Linked DNA regions of Homo sapiens: region 2 is linked to region 1. The links are chromatin contacts, found by Hi-C or POLR2A ChIA-PET in ENCODE. All regions are on one chromosome and are shown on one strand. The core of a region is the stretch at or near the end of the contact, and the rest is flanking DNA. Distances in the headings are between cores, read along the strand shown.

What was found. A loop is a pair of places that touch in the nucleus more often than their neighbours do. ChIA-PET counts read pairs that join two places held with the same protein, here RNA polymerase II (POLR2A).
Region 2: a loop to region 1 is called in a map of CD8-positive, alpha-beta T cell, with 7 times the contacts of the local background. The contact joins the enhancer-like site here to the promoter of SLC38A6 in region 1. A Hi-C loop is called at or near these places in 1 of 168 maps with a recorded cell type or tissue (CD8-positive, alpha-beta T cell). POLR2A ChIA-PET finds 5 or more read pairs at or near these places in 1 of 52 experiments (PC-3).

Annotation. Positions count from the first base shown.
Region 1 is chr14:60,979,313-60,985,588 of GRCh38, forward strand. It overlaps SLC38A6 (solute carrier family 38 member 6), which reads left to right and starts at 1,933. Exons shown (of 16, transcript NM_153811.3): 1 at 1,933-2,070; 2 at 3,196-3,326; 3 at 5,418-5,491. The coding sequence starts at 1,966. TRMT5 (tRNA methyltransferase 5) reads right to left here and starts at 1,767. Exons shown (of 5, transcript NM_020810.3): 1 at 1,651-1,767; 2 at 1-574. The coding sequence starts at 1,661. RefSeq lists an enhancer at 1,657-2,036.
Region 2 is chr14:61,398,603-61,404,898 of GRCh38, forward strand. The region is part of intron 2 of PRKCH (protein kinase C eta); the gene reads left to right. Among named protein-coding and RNA genes, the nearest start is that of PRKCH-AS1, 79 kb to the left of the region's middle. Within about 2 kb of position 4,974, at least 4 of the 41 ENCODE cell types and tissues checked have a DNase peak (open chromatin) inside an H3K27ac peak, as active enhancers do; they include CD8-positive, alpha-beta T cell, where a contact is called at or near this core.

The sequences.
Region 1 (6,276 bases), core at 683-3,182:
ATCTTGACCTTCAGGAAGCACAGCTCTCAAGATTTCTTCTGACTTAAAGTGTTCATATGTTAGTTCCAAATTGTATTTAGAGATCTGTGGACTGACATTAAGCTGCTCTAAAACACTGAGTTCTGCTTTCTCAAAGGAATCATGAGTAAATATTTTATAGGGATCCAACATGATTAGTCTACTTTCTTTATCTTCCGGATCTTCAATCACACGTCTTATGCCTGGGCGCTGCAATGCTGCCCTTTTTAGGGATCGCATCAATTTACTGACTATTTCTTTCCTCACTTTAAGCACTGGAATGTTGACTGTCTTTTTAAAAGCTGTTCTATCAAGTTTTGTCATGCCTCGGACATCAGAAGGTGGTGAAAACAATTCAGTCTCTCTCTCATGTGTTTCTGTTTCTGGCATGGTTGAGAATCTTTTTCTTTGACCCAATAAGAAAATACCAGGTGCTTCCAAAAGCATCTGTGTCAGGGATGTCCAAGCTACTGGAATCAACGATTTTGATTCAGTTATGCTATGGCTTTCCAGTTTCAGAAATCTTCCTGAGAATCCAAATGGCCTCCATAAGATCCTTAAAAAAAAAAAAAAAAAATTCACACACGACAGCTTTTGAGAATAAAAATCTAAATTCTACTATCTCAAATAACGGGCTAAATGCTGACAAATAAAACGTTTAGTGATGTGTGGGAAGTATACTATCTTTTCCAGACTAGGATGACTTCTTCAGGAAGTCGTATTAGTGGTAGATAATAGTGGTATATATTAAATTTACACCTTCAACCCATCTGCTCCCAGTTCAGAGGGCTTAGTGATCCATTAGCCATACTCAATGATCCTCTTCACCCACAATTTTCTAGATAATACATTTGGGATTGGAAGACTGAAGTATGAGTTAAATGGTCATCTGTAAATGAAATAGTCATTATACATGACCATTACTAGTGGTGATATTTATTAGGATAGTCTCATGGGTGCTTATTGTGTCAGATACTGCGCTAAATGCTTTATGTACATTATGAATCTTGGGAGGTGTGCAGTATTGCACCCTCATTTTGTAAATAAGTAAACTAAAGCTCAGACGTAAGGTAACCCACCCAAAGTCTCCCAGCTGATAAGTGGCTAAACATGGATTAAAACCTAGTTTTGACTGACTTCGGTGCTTGTGTTCTTAATATATTGCTCTGTTGTTTGTTTTCGATGCTTTACTGCCACATGTCCTGCCTTTAACTAGAGGCTTCTGTATTTTGAGGACGAGAGCTTTGCTGATTGTTATATGCATAGTATCAGTTATTCACTGTCTTCTAAAATACCAAAGAATTTACTTGTAAGGGGAAAGGGCCCTGTCCCAGAATCCTGTAAAGCAACGAAGTCTAACTTCACCGTCAGAGATCAAATTGGTTCTAGCAGCTGACCAGCTGGGTGACCCTGGATAAATTACTATAAGTCTCGGTTTTCCCACCAGTAAAATGTGGCGAAAGGCTTTTGAAACATTCCTTACTATCCAGAACCTCGAAACTAAGCTCAGCACCTAGGCGGGTGGGTGACCTCGCGATGTTTCTGTGCCCAGGCAGCACATGGCAGAGAGCAGCCCTGGGCGGGCTGGTACCTCCCCTGGACCATTAGCCCCTAACGCGGCCGCCACCTCACCAAAGCACCATTCCAATTCCCCACGTCGCTCTGCAGCTGGATCCGCGAGCCGACCCCTCACCTCCCGCTCCGGTACCGATCGGATGTGGGTCGCGGGTGGATGGGCGGGTCTTCTATGACATCATCACTGTTCGCCGCGAAGAGGGCGCGCGTCATCAGATCAAGTCGACTCGCTCCTCTCCTTCCAGGCCCTGGTGAAGTACGGAATGCCGGAAGGGCCGGGCTCAAAGCTCCGCCTCTGGCGCGACCGACGACTGGAGCGCAGGGCAGGGGTAGAGGCTCGTAGATGGAACTGGTAGTCAGCTGGAGAGCAGCATGGAGGCGTCCTGGGGGAGCTTCAACGCTGAGCGGGGCTGGTATGTCTCTGTCCAGCAGCCTGAAGAAGCGGAGGCCGAAGAGTTGAGTCCGTTGCTAAGCAACGTAAGTGGGCTGTGTTCGCTTCCCCGCGCTGACGCCCTCCGGCTTCCCTCAAGTGCCTGCCAAATAAGACCCAGAAAAGGAGGACCGCACCGGGACAGGGGAGATGCTGGAGCCTGAACCCTGGGGGATGGGGTCTGAAGGCAGCCGCCGAGATTCAGATGAGATTGGCGCAGTTATGAACGTGATAGCAGCCTAGCATACTCTAGAAAGAAAAGATGAAAAGCGTCGGGTGGAAGAGATGCAGCGTTGAGTGGAAGCTGCGAACATGATGGGATGAGCGGCCCTAGGATTATGTACTCACTGCTGTTAGTTAGTATTTTTGTCACCTTATTTTCTCCACCAGTCTCGTGAGGTCTTTGCAAGAGTCACAGGATTTTCCTCTTCCGACTTAGTCATGGGGGGAGGGAAAATAATAAACATTTTAATACAGAAATTCTTAGCGGTAGAATGGAAGTGGCTTGGTAGTAAGTGCATAGCACGTTCCTGACCCTAAAGCCTGTGCAGTGGGCACTCCGCTTTTTAACTCGAGTCCTAGACACTGTTCCCAGGACTTTGTTCCCGGTGCTGTTTGTGGGGAGGGGGATGTTTTCAGGGATACTGCCAGAACAACGTGAATTGCTTCTGTTTATAATATTGTCATTGCAAGATATTCCTGACCATCCTTCCAGTTTGGTAGAACTAATTCATTAGATATATAAGTAGAGATTAGTTGTGCAGTCCTAGTAATTGAGGAGAAACAACTGCCCACAGCAGTCCCAGGTTGACTCAGCAATTCTTTAGTAATCACATGAGCTGAGGCCTTATCCCTCCTCTCTCTCCCCACTCCATTCCCATCCTATCTTCATCTCTTGCAGTCACAAGGTTAGTCATGGCCCTTCCTGAACTCTGCCTGTCTTGTGTACTGGTGGAAATCATTTTCCTAAGAAACCCTAGATTCCTGGAGCTGCAGTAGTGGGAGGTGGGAAGGAAAGGAAAGGAAATTAGTGTTGGTTAAGCAACGAGTGTGTCATACAAACCCTGGTGGTTTGCAGCTTTTTTCCATAATCTTTCATTTATGGAATTTCTTTACGAAATTTTAACTTCACCGTCCAAACATTTAACACTACTAAATTTGTGTGCTTACAGGAACTTCACAGACAGCGATCCCCAGGTGTTTCATTTGGTTTATCAGTGTTTAATTTGATGAATGCCATCATGGGAAGTGGCATCCTTGGCTTAGCTTATGTTTTGGCTAATACCGGTGTCTTTGGATTTAGGTGAGTCTTCATATTTTAGCATCAAATTTTTTTTTCCATTTTGATAATATACGGAGAAGTAGAGAGATAGATTCCAGAAGCTGCTATTATACAATTTCTAGTTAGTTATTTCTGGGGTTTTAGCATTTTTCTTGTTATTCTTGTTGCTAGTGTGTACCTTGGAGGGCTACTACATAGCTTCTTAAATACACAGAAGTGTGACTAGTTTTTAAAAATGGGAACTTGATCCACATTTCATTTATAATGAAATATGACACTTAAGAGTGGCATATTCATTGTATCTCCTTGGCCAAAGTGAATCAAAGCCATGCAGATTAACTTCCAAATAGCAATTTTGTGAGTGCAAATACAACACATAATCTTTTCATTCCTCGCTGTCTCTTTGTATTGTTAAGTAGTCTTATTTCACTTTCAGAGGCCAGACATGTGTTTTGTGCCTGTTCTTTTTTATGTTTCAGGACTTAGCTTGTAGGCCAGTTTGCCCAAAATAGAAGACAATCCTGGATATTCTGTGCTTTCATAGTACTTTGTATATTCATTCTGTTATTATAATTGTTACAATGATATGTTTGGAAATTAATGTTCCCACTAAACTGAAATCCTTTACAACTGGAGGTCAAGGCAGGCGGATCACTGGAACCCACGAGTTTGAGACCAACCTGGGCAAGATGGTGAAACCCCATCTCTGCCCAAAATACAAAAATTAGCCTGGTATGGTGGAGTGCGCCTGTAGTCCTAGCTACTTGGGAGGACTGCTTGAGCCTGAGAGGTTGAGGCTGCAGTGAGCCATGATTGGGCTACTGCACTCTAGCCTGGGTGACAGAGTGAGATCCTGTCTAAAAAATTTAAAAAATAGAAAAATCCTTTATAACTGGACCTTATTCTTAGCATCTAGCACCACATGGCTAATAGAATGAATTAACAAATTGGCTTTGTCAGTAGAAGCAGATCTATTTACTAGGAAATTTAAAATGCCTAGGGAGTCTCTTTTATGTTTATTTCCTGCTTTTATTCCAAATTTTTTGATAAGCAAAGCAACTTTTAAGTAACCCAACTTGCTTTTATTATGGAATGTACTCACAAACTTTCATTATTTTTAAAATTAAAAACTATATGTGACACCTTAAGCAAGACATAGTCAGAGGACTTTTTTTTTGATTCTCTTTGAAAAATCATAATTTATGCACCAGGGTCTTACATGCAGATATATACTGCTGAATGTGTGCTCACCCAGTCATAGCAACCATCATTTTTGGTGATGCTAAAGTGTTATTTTGTGAAGTTCCTGATGTCAGTTTAATGACATTTGTACTTTTACCTCTCAATTTTATTTATTAACAAGTATTAACTGGACCACAGAGAGAAAATTTCTTCAATGACTGGGGCAGTTCACTGGGGATAGCTGTATAGAAGCTTGTCCTGCTGGTGTCTTCCTAAAAATGAATAGGAAATTATCTAAGTTTTTTCTTTCACACTGTTGGTGAGAGGACCTCAATCATTACATTGTTTGCACATTTTTCAAATTGCATCATTAGAGGTGTGTTAACTACATTATTTTAATTTAGTTTGGTTTGGAGAGTGTGTGCGTTTAATAGATGCTAGAAAATACAGCCTAAATAAATCTTAAGTACACCTTAATAAGATGAAGGTATGATAAGGAGGTCAATATCACTGGAAGTAGAGGGAGGAAGGGAAAAAGAGAAGACAATGAGATTGCATAAGTAAAACTTCTGTTTAGACTTAAAATAAGAAGAAAACCAGTCATAAAAAGGAAATATTACAAGATTATTTAATGGCTGATTCAGCAGTCAGCAGACAAGACTGCAAAATGAGGAAGTTTGCTTGTATTTTTAAAAAAGTTTGGTTTTTATTTTTTTTTATTTTAAAATCAGTATATTTTCATTTAAATAAAATTGGTAAATACAAAAAAGTAGAAAAGTATCTTCTTAATTTCCTTAATGAACATAATTCTGCTACTCAGAGATAGTTCCTGTGAATATTTGACTGTTAAGCAATTTGTTTTTGTAATGAGACACCATACAAAAGACAAACTTTTGGGAGGTTTTGACCAGGTGTTCTTTTATGTTTTAGCTTCTTGCTGCTGACAGTTGCTCTCCTGGCTTCTTACTCAGTCCATCTTCTGCTTAGTATGTGTATTCAGACAGGTGAGTAAAAATGTTATGCTGCTTCATTTAATAAAGGAGTCTCTTGAGTTTGTATCTACATATAGAACTGGATGTCTCAAATCTAATATCCAGTGAGCATACATTTTTATTAGATAGGGTGATCGGAATGGAGAATTTGAAAAACCAGGATATACAGACCCAATACTGTGGGGGAATATCCAAGCACAGGATGGGAGGAGGTAATTAGCATTTTTACCTGCTTTCCTCCACAACACAACCTAATTTTCTGGAGTAGAGTAGATCATGGGAGGGTCTAAAAGGTGTTCAAAGGATCCAAACCTTATGCTTATGGAGAAATCATTTTCTCAAGGAGAGAACACCTTCTCAGAGCTACTGTTGCCTTCCCTGCCCCCATCTGCCTGCTAGTCAGAGGTAGGGATGGCAGAATTAGGATTGTAGGAAGTAAGGTCACAAAGCTTTAATTTATTTAGACACATTTTGTATTTTTAATTGCAAGTCTAGAATAGGGTAGTTTTTTCCTAAGAGAAATAAGTATGTGCAGTTAATTCAATATATTTGTGTATATACTTTTTCCCATTTGGAATTTTATTATGCAATTCAGTCATGTATTGAATAAGTTCTTTTAGGATCCAGTAAATAAAAGTATATGAATTATAGAAGTGCTTTTCTAAGATTTTCCTTTTGTCATTAACAAATATTCTATGTTCATCAGTCCTGGTCTTTTTATCTGTCTAGTCTCTTTTGTCTTTGGATTAGGTCAGCTTTGATGCCAAAATCATGGGTTTAATTCTTATATGGATGAG
Region 2 (6,296 bases), core at 3,724-6,223, 420 kb after region 1:
ACATCGTGATCTTGCCAAAAAGTAGAGGTAGTTTTGCCCAAAACTCAAGCCTTAGACCAGTCAGGCTTCCAGATCCAACCACCAGTTAAGAGGAAATATAGGGGACAGAGGAGCATTTTAAGTTACACCATGGGATGTAATCAGCAAAATCCAGACTGTGGAAAAATTTTACAGGAAAAGAGACTTGGTTTCTTCTACCAAACATTGGAAGAAAAAAGTAAAGGAAAGAGAACCAAAGTAACAAGAGAGAGGCATATTAATCATTTGCAATATATGGGCCACATTTTATCCCAATTCAAACACAAATTATAAAAGAAACATTAACTCCCAGGAGGCAAGTGAAGAAATGGAAACCGTGCCTGGATCTGTGAGGATATTACAGAATTGTTGATGTTATTTAGGTGTGATTGTGGTATTGTGGTTACTTAAAACAAAAAGAACATCCATTAGAAATACACTTAAAAATATTTACTGATGATATGATATGACATCTGGGCTTTACTTCAGAATAATGCAGAGGTGGGCAGAGGAGATGGGATAGAATTGAAACCCGATTAGCCATGAGTTGTTTACTGAAGCTGGGTGATGATTATATGTTGCATGTGGTTTATTATAGTATTCTACTTTTGCATGTATTTGAAATTTTCATTAATAAGTTAAAAAGTAAAATAAAATGACAAATTTCAAGAATATCTGCTTCTTAAACAAAAACCAGAATCTGGGTTATGACATCAAAATGATGCTTGAACTTGAACATTTTACCTCTTTCCACTTACAAATTAAAGCTGGAGGGTTTTTTAATGTATATGTTTTATCCATGATTCTCAGTTTTTATGTATGATGAAAAAGTAAGTTAAAAATTTTAAATGACTAAAGTACTGTGCTTCAGAAAGACTTTTTTAAATTGCTAAATAAATAATAAGCTGTGAGTCAAAAACTGCAGGTAGGAACAGGTGAGTAAGATAATTCCTTTTGTTCCGTCATAAAGTTCTCACTCACAGTGAATGACAAGTAGATTATCTCCTACTAATAATTACATAACATTTTGCAGTTGCGAAGTTTAATTTTAAGGTAGTTTCCTAAAAGAATAAAGTAAATCAGAAGGATTAATGGTAGAAGTATCTTTATAAAGATAGTAAGAAAAAGGTTCTTAGTGTACTTGTTTCTTCCCCAGAGTTCCCAAGGCAAACATAAAGGTATTCTATTTTGTACAAGTTTTTGGGGAAGGAAAACTTCCTCAAAAACAAAACCCTGACAAAGAACCTGTTATTTGTGAATTTGAAGCTTGTTTAGAAAAAAAAGGCCTTTTACTTCTGCTAAAACCTTGAATTGTTCCTTATTTGAGACATTTAATATGTAACTTGGAAAAGATATACATTTGTCCTGGGGAGACAATGGAAAGGCACTTGAATTTTGGCATCTGCTTTTTCTCTCTACTAAGGCAGTGCACAATGGTGCAGAATAAGAGTCTGATCTTTTTCTTTTTGTCCCATTGCCTCAGTTTTTAGCTCACATTTCTTGTCTCAAGCCCACTGGTTTACAAATAATTACGTTCTCTGCTAAGTCATGTGGCACATGGACCATCAAGGCAGATGAAGCATGTGTTACTGCTTTGAAGCTGCAGCCCACAGTTACCCCCTGTATCAACACTTCAGATGCATGTCATTTTTAAAGAGAAAAAGTGATTTCTGGTGGTAGTTGATTTATAGCATTCCTTTCTCAGATTTCAAGCCTGGTGACAAGTTGTTGATTTAATTTTTTTAAAATGTAGCTTTAAAAAAATTTATTCTTTTGGCATATTAGCTTGAAGAATGAGTGACCACTTTAGTTTTTGTGTTTGTTTTTTGCTGGTCTAAGCAATTGTGGCTATCAGGTTGAAGACAGGGTAGGAGAGAAAGAAAGGAATTGAGGGAATGGGAGAATAGGAACTGGAAACGGGCGAATGATGTTTTTAAAGGATTGAGACTAATTGTCCCTTGTCATAGATGCTCTCTCGTCTTCTCCATAATATCTAGCTCATTTGTTGAATGCCTTCTGAGGACCAGACACTGGAGTTGGCTTGTAATTTAGCAAATAGCAATGGGAGCCCTCATTTTATTTTCTGGTAGCAGGATAAACTCTTACCTAGTAACTGAGTACCTCTACGTGTTCATACCATGCTATATATTATTCCATTTTCTCTCTATAACAAATTTCTGAGGCTGTTGTAATTCTCAGTATGCAAATGGTGAACCAGACTCAGAGACGCTAATTTACTATGGTCTTTCCTGGATAGTAAGTGCCAGAGCCCAGACACAAGCTCAGATTGCAATGCTGAGGTCCAAGATCTTTCTACACCATCCAGCTATCTGAGGAGTTGGGGGTGGGGGGGCAGCATTTTAGTTTTTTTCTTTATTCCATCTTAGAGGAAAACTGTCCTCAGGATAGCATAATCCCACCCTCCAGAGAGTCTTGTCTTTTGGGATGATGTCTTTTTGCAAGGCTTCCCTTGAGTTCCTCCTCCTTAAACTGGAGGACCAACATTCACCCAGGAAAGGTGCAGCATTCTCAGACATCAGGCATGGATGGGCCAGAAAGCTCTAGGCAGATTGAGTTTAAGATTTGCTCAGGTTTTGTTGTCAGTAGGTTCTCTTAATGTACATCTTAAGCTAGAACTCAGAAGATGAAAATACAATCAGTGAGTTCAGCATAGGTATGATAGCTCTATTTGCCTTTTTATACCCCAGTCATCATTGGCTTCACTGTACCTACTTCTCTTATTTTGACTGACTGTAAGTGAAAAAACTAGGTGGTGGCTTTGTTGGAAATTTTAAAATTCATTCTCAAAGTGTGATCCTGCAGACTTCTGAGAGTTCCAGAGACATTTTCAGGAAGTCTGCAGTTCCAAACTGTTTTCCTTATAATACGAAGATTTTATTCATCCTTTTTTCCCCACTGTGTTGACATTTGCCCCAATGGTGCAAAAGAGAAATGGTGGGTAAAAGCATGGCACCAAACTATAAAGTCATCATTGTATTCTTGATGGCCACGTAGTTGCAGGAGGAAGAAATCTAGTTTCACTTAAGAATGTCTTTGATGGAACAGTAAACATTATTCATGTTATTAAAGGTCAATCCTTGACTATATACCTTTGTAACATTCTGTGTGACAAAATGGGAAATATGCTAAAAGCATTCCTGCTTCATACTGAAATACTGTTGTGTCTCAAGGAAAAGCACTTGTGTGATTGAGTTGTTAGCTGAGCTAGCCACTTTTTGCATGGAACACCATTTTTACTTTGAAAGAATGACAGACAAACCATACTGTGGAACTGGCAGATTTTTCAGACATTGTCTAAAAAACGAATGAACTGCGCCTGTTACTTCAGGGAAAACAACTGTAAGTATTTGGTGCCAGTGATAAAATTAGAGCCTTCAAAACATAATTCGAATTTTGGAAAGTTTATATCCACCATTGTGAGCTTGACAACTTCCCAGTACTTATTCTTTTCTCATGAGTTTGTTGTTATTAACGATTGTAATTTTTAAAAATTGTGTTATGAGATATGTCAACATTTAGAAGATGACTTCCAATGATTCAGTGAACACGTATTTTCACAATGGCCAGTACGAGATGTTATAAAATCATTTATGGGTCAAGGATCTCTTGAAAGCGTAAGGTAGACTCATGTATATTAATTTAAAGTATGAAAAGTTCATTGATACAGTTTTATATTGCAACCAACTTTTGAGAAACTACGCCTTGTTTACTTTTGTGTGGTATTAAAGAAGAATATCTGCAATTATCTGAAAAATCTATTAAAATTATATTTTTAAATTACTCTGTGTGAGGCTGGACTGTATTCATGTACTTCAACTAGAACAACATTACAGTGGCTTGAATACAGAAGCAGATATGAGAATCTAGCTGTCAGGCTGGGCGCAGTGGCTCACGCCTGTAATCCCAGCACTTTGGGAGGCCGAGGCGGGCAGATCACGAGGTCAGGAGATCAAGACCATCCTGGCCAACATGGTGAAACCCCGTCTCTACTAAAAATACAAAAAAAAATTAGCTGGGTGTGGTGGTGCGTGCCTGTAATCCCAGCTACTCGGGAGGCTGAGGCAGGAGAATCACTTGAACCAGGGAGTCAGAGGTTGCAGTGAGCCAATATTGTGCCACTGCACTCCAGCCTGGTGACAGAGCGAAACTCTGTCTCAAAAAAAAAGAAAAAAAGAAAAAAGAAAGAATCTAGCTGTCTTTTTTTTTAATTAATTAATTAATTTATTTATTTTATTTTTATTTATTATTATTAGACTTTAAGTTTTAGGGTACATGTGCACAATGTGCAGGTTAGTTACATATATATACATGTGCCATGCTGGTGCGCTGCACCCACTAACTCATCCTCTAGCATTAGGTATATCTCCCAATGCTATCCCTCCCGCCTCCCCACTAGCTGTCTTCTTTTAAGTCAGACATTAAAGAGATTTGCAAATTGTAAAATAATGCCACTCTCTCTATCTTTGGGGGGATGTTTGAAAATGTAGTTATATTTTATTAAAATGTGTATACTAACATGTAATGGAATTGTTATTGTTTTTAATAAATGATAAATATTTTTAAATGTCTCCATTTAAATTTCTAATTTGACAAATATCAGTAGAATCCATTCAAAGGGGTACTTGGACCAAAAAATTTTACAATTTCTAGGTTATTTTTTTCTTACATTCTTTCAAAAGCCCAGTGCTTTAAATTTTAATGACCACAGGGAGAAGGAACTGACACATATTTGTGTATGTTATAATCAGAAAAAAATATGTACAGTTAGGTGATACAGGTGACAGAATTGTCATTTTTTTGAAACTTTCTTTTTGTTTCTGATTATTTCTGCTGTGCAGTGTACTTTTTCAGCCAGTTTTTGTTATAAGCCTGTTCTCATAAAAATAAGGTCAGGAAGTGACACCAAAACAACTCAGAAGCCTGTGGTGGTTTCTAACTTTAGAGCTGCCTGTTACAGATAGCTTCATGCTAAACCTTTGCTTGATTTGAGCAGAACAAGGCAGTCACGATACTTCTGAACAAGTGATCAGTGCTGTGAGCACTAAAAGCTGAACCTCAAAAACAGCTCAAGATCCATGGACAGAGCCTCAGGAGACACATTTCTATGGCACTCGCTTACTGACTAGCATTCTCCTTTTCTAATCAAGGTTCTTGAAAAACAGAGGCTGACTCGTTTGTTAATTTTTTTCAAGCTTTATTGTTTTTTCCTTGAAATTATAGTGATGTGGTATTCTCTCTATGGAACTGAGGTTTGGGTAAAACAAGAATGATTTAATTTTTTGATAGAAAAGTTAATTGCTCCAGTGTCTGTTTTCATTATACTTCCATTTTATTTCCAGCAACCCCTTATCTCTCTGCTCTCTTTGTTTCAAATGAACAAGACAGTAGAGTTTGTTTTCCAGGCCACTTGTGTTGGTAACCCTTTTCCTAAGCTTTCCCTAATAACACCCTGTGTCAGTGGACAGGTAGTAGGTAGGAAGACCTGCTTCTTCCCTTCTACCGTGAAACTCGTCTTCAGCATCATTCTTTCATCCTGATGGCTGAGAGTTGTGTTCTGGTCTCAAGTCAGCAGTGGATAACCCACTGCATGAAGTTGATGGGGAGTGTGGGCATGGACAACAGTGGCCTGAGGTTGCAGATACATTCTTTGTATATGTAAGAGACCACCTTATATTTTGTAAGTGGAAACTTAGTTCTCATAGGATTTTGGAGAAAATCAGTTGCCTCCTCTAGGAATTTTCATTTGTTTACAAAATGTCCTGGGTCAAGCAATACTTTTATGTTATCCCCACTTAGGTTTAGTGGATCCATCCATCCATCCATCCACCCACCCACCCACCCACAGAGTATTTATGTAGAAAACTATGTAATGGATGTATATATTCATGCATGTGTGTATGCATGTACTTAGTAATGACACTGGTTTGTTCTCACAGAACTCAAAATTTGGTGTGTATGTGGAGACATAAACAATTAGAAAGGTTAACATAATATGTACCTCCACAGGTGGTACATGCTATGGAGAAAATAAAACAGAGTAAGAGGACAGAGATGGGTCCTATGTGTATGCTGTTTTGTTCAAATCAGATGGTCAGGGAAGGCCCCTCTGATGAGGTATCATTTGAGCCAGAGGTCTGAAGAAAGGGAGGGAGTGGACCTTGAGTCTGTCTATTGGGATGGGGAACAGGAAGTGCAAATACTGTAAGGGTTGCAGCAGGGAGAGGAGTGTAGCTGGGCCTTGAGGTCAGGGGAGGTGC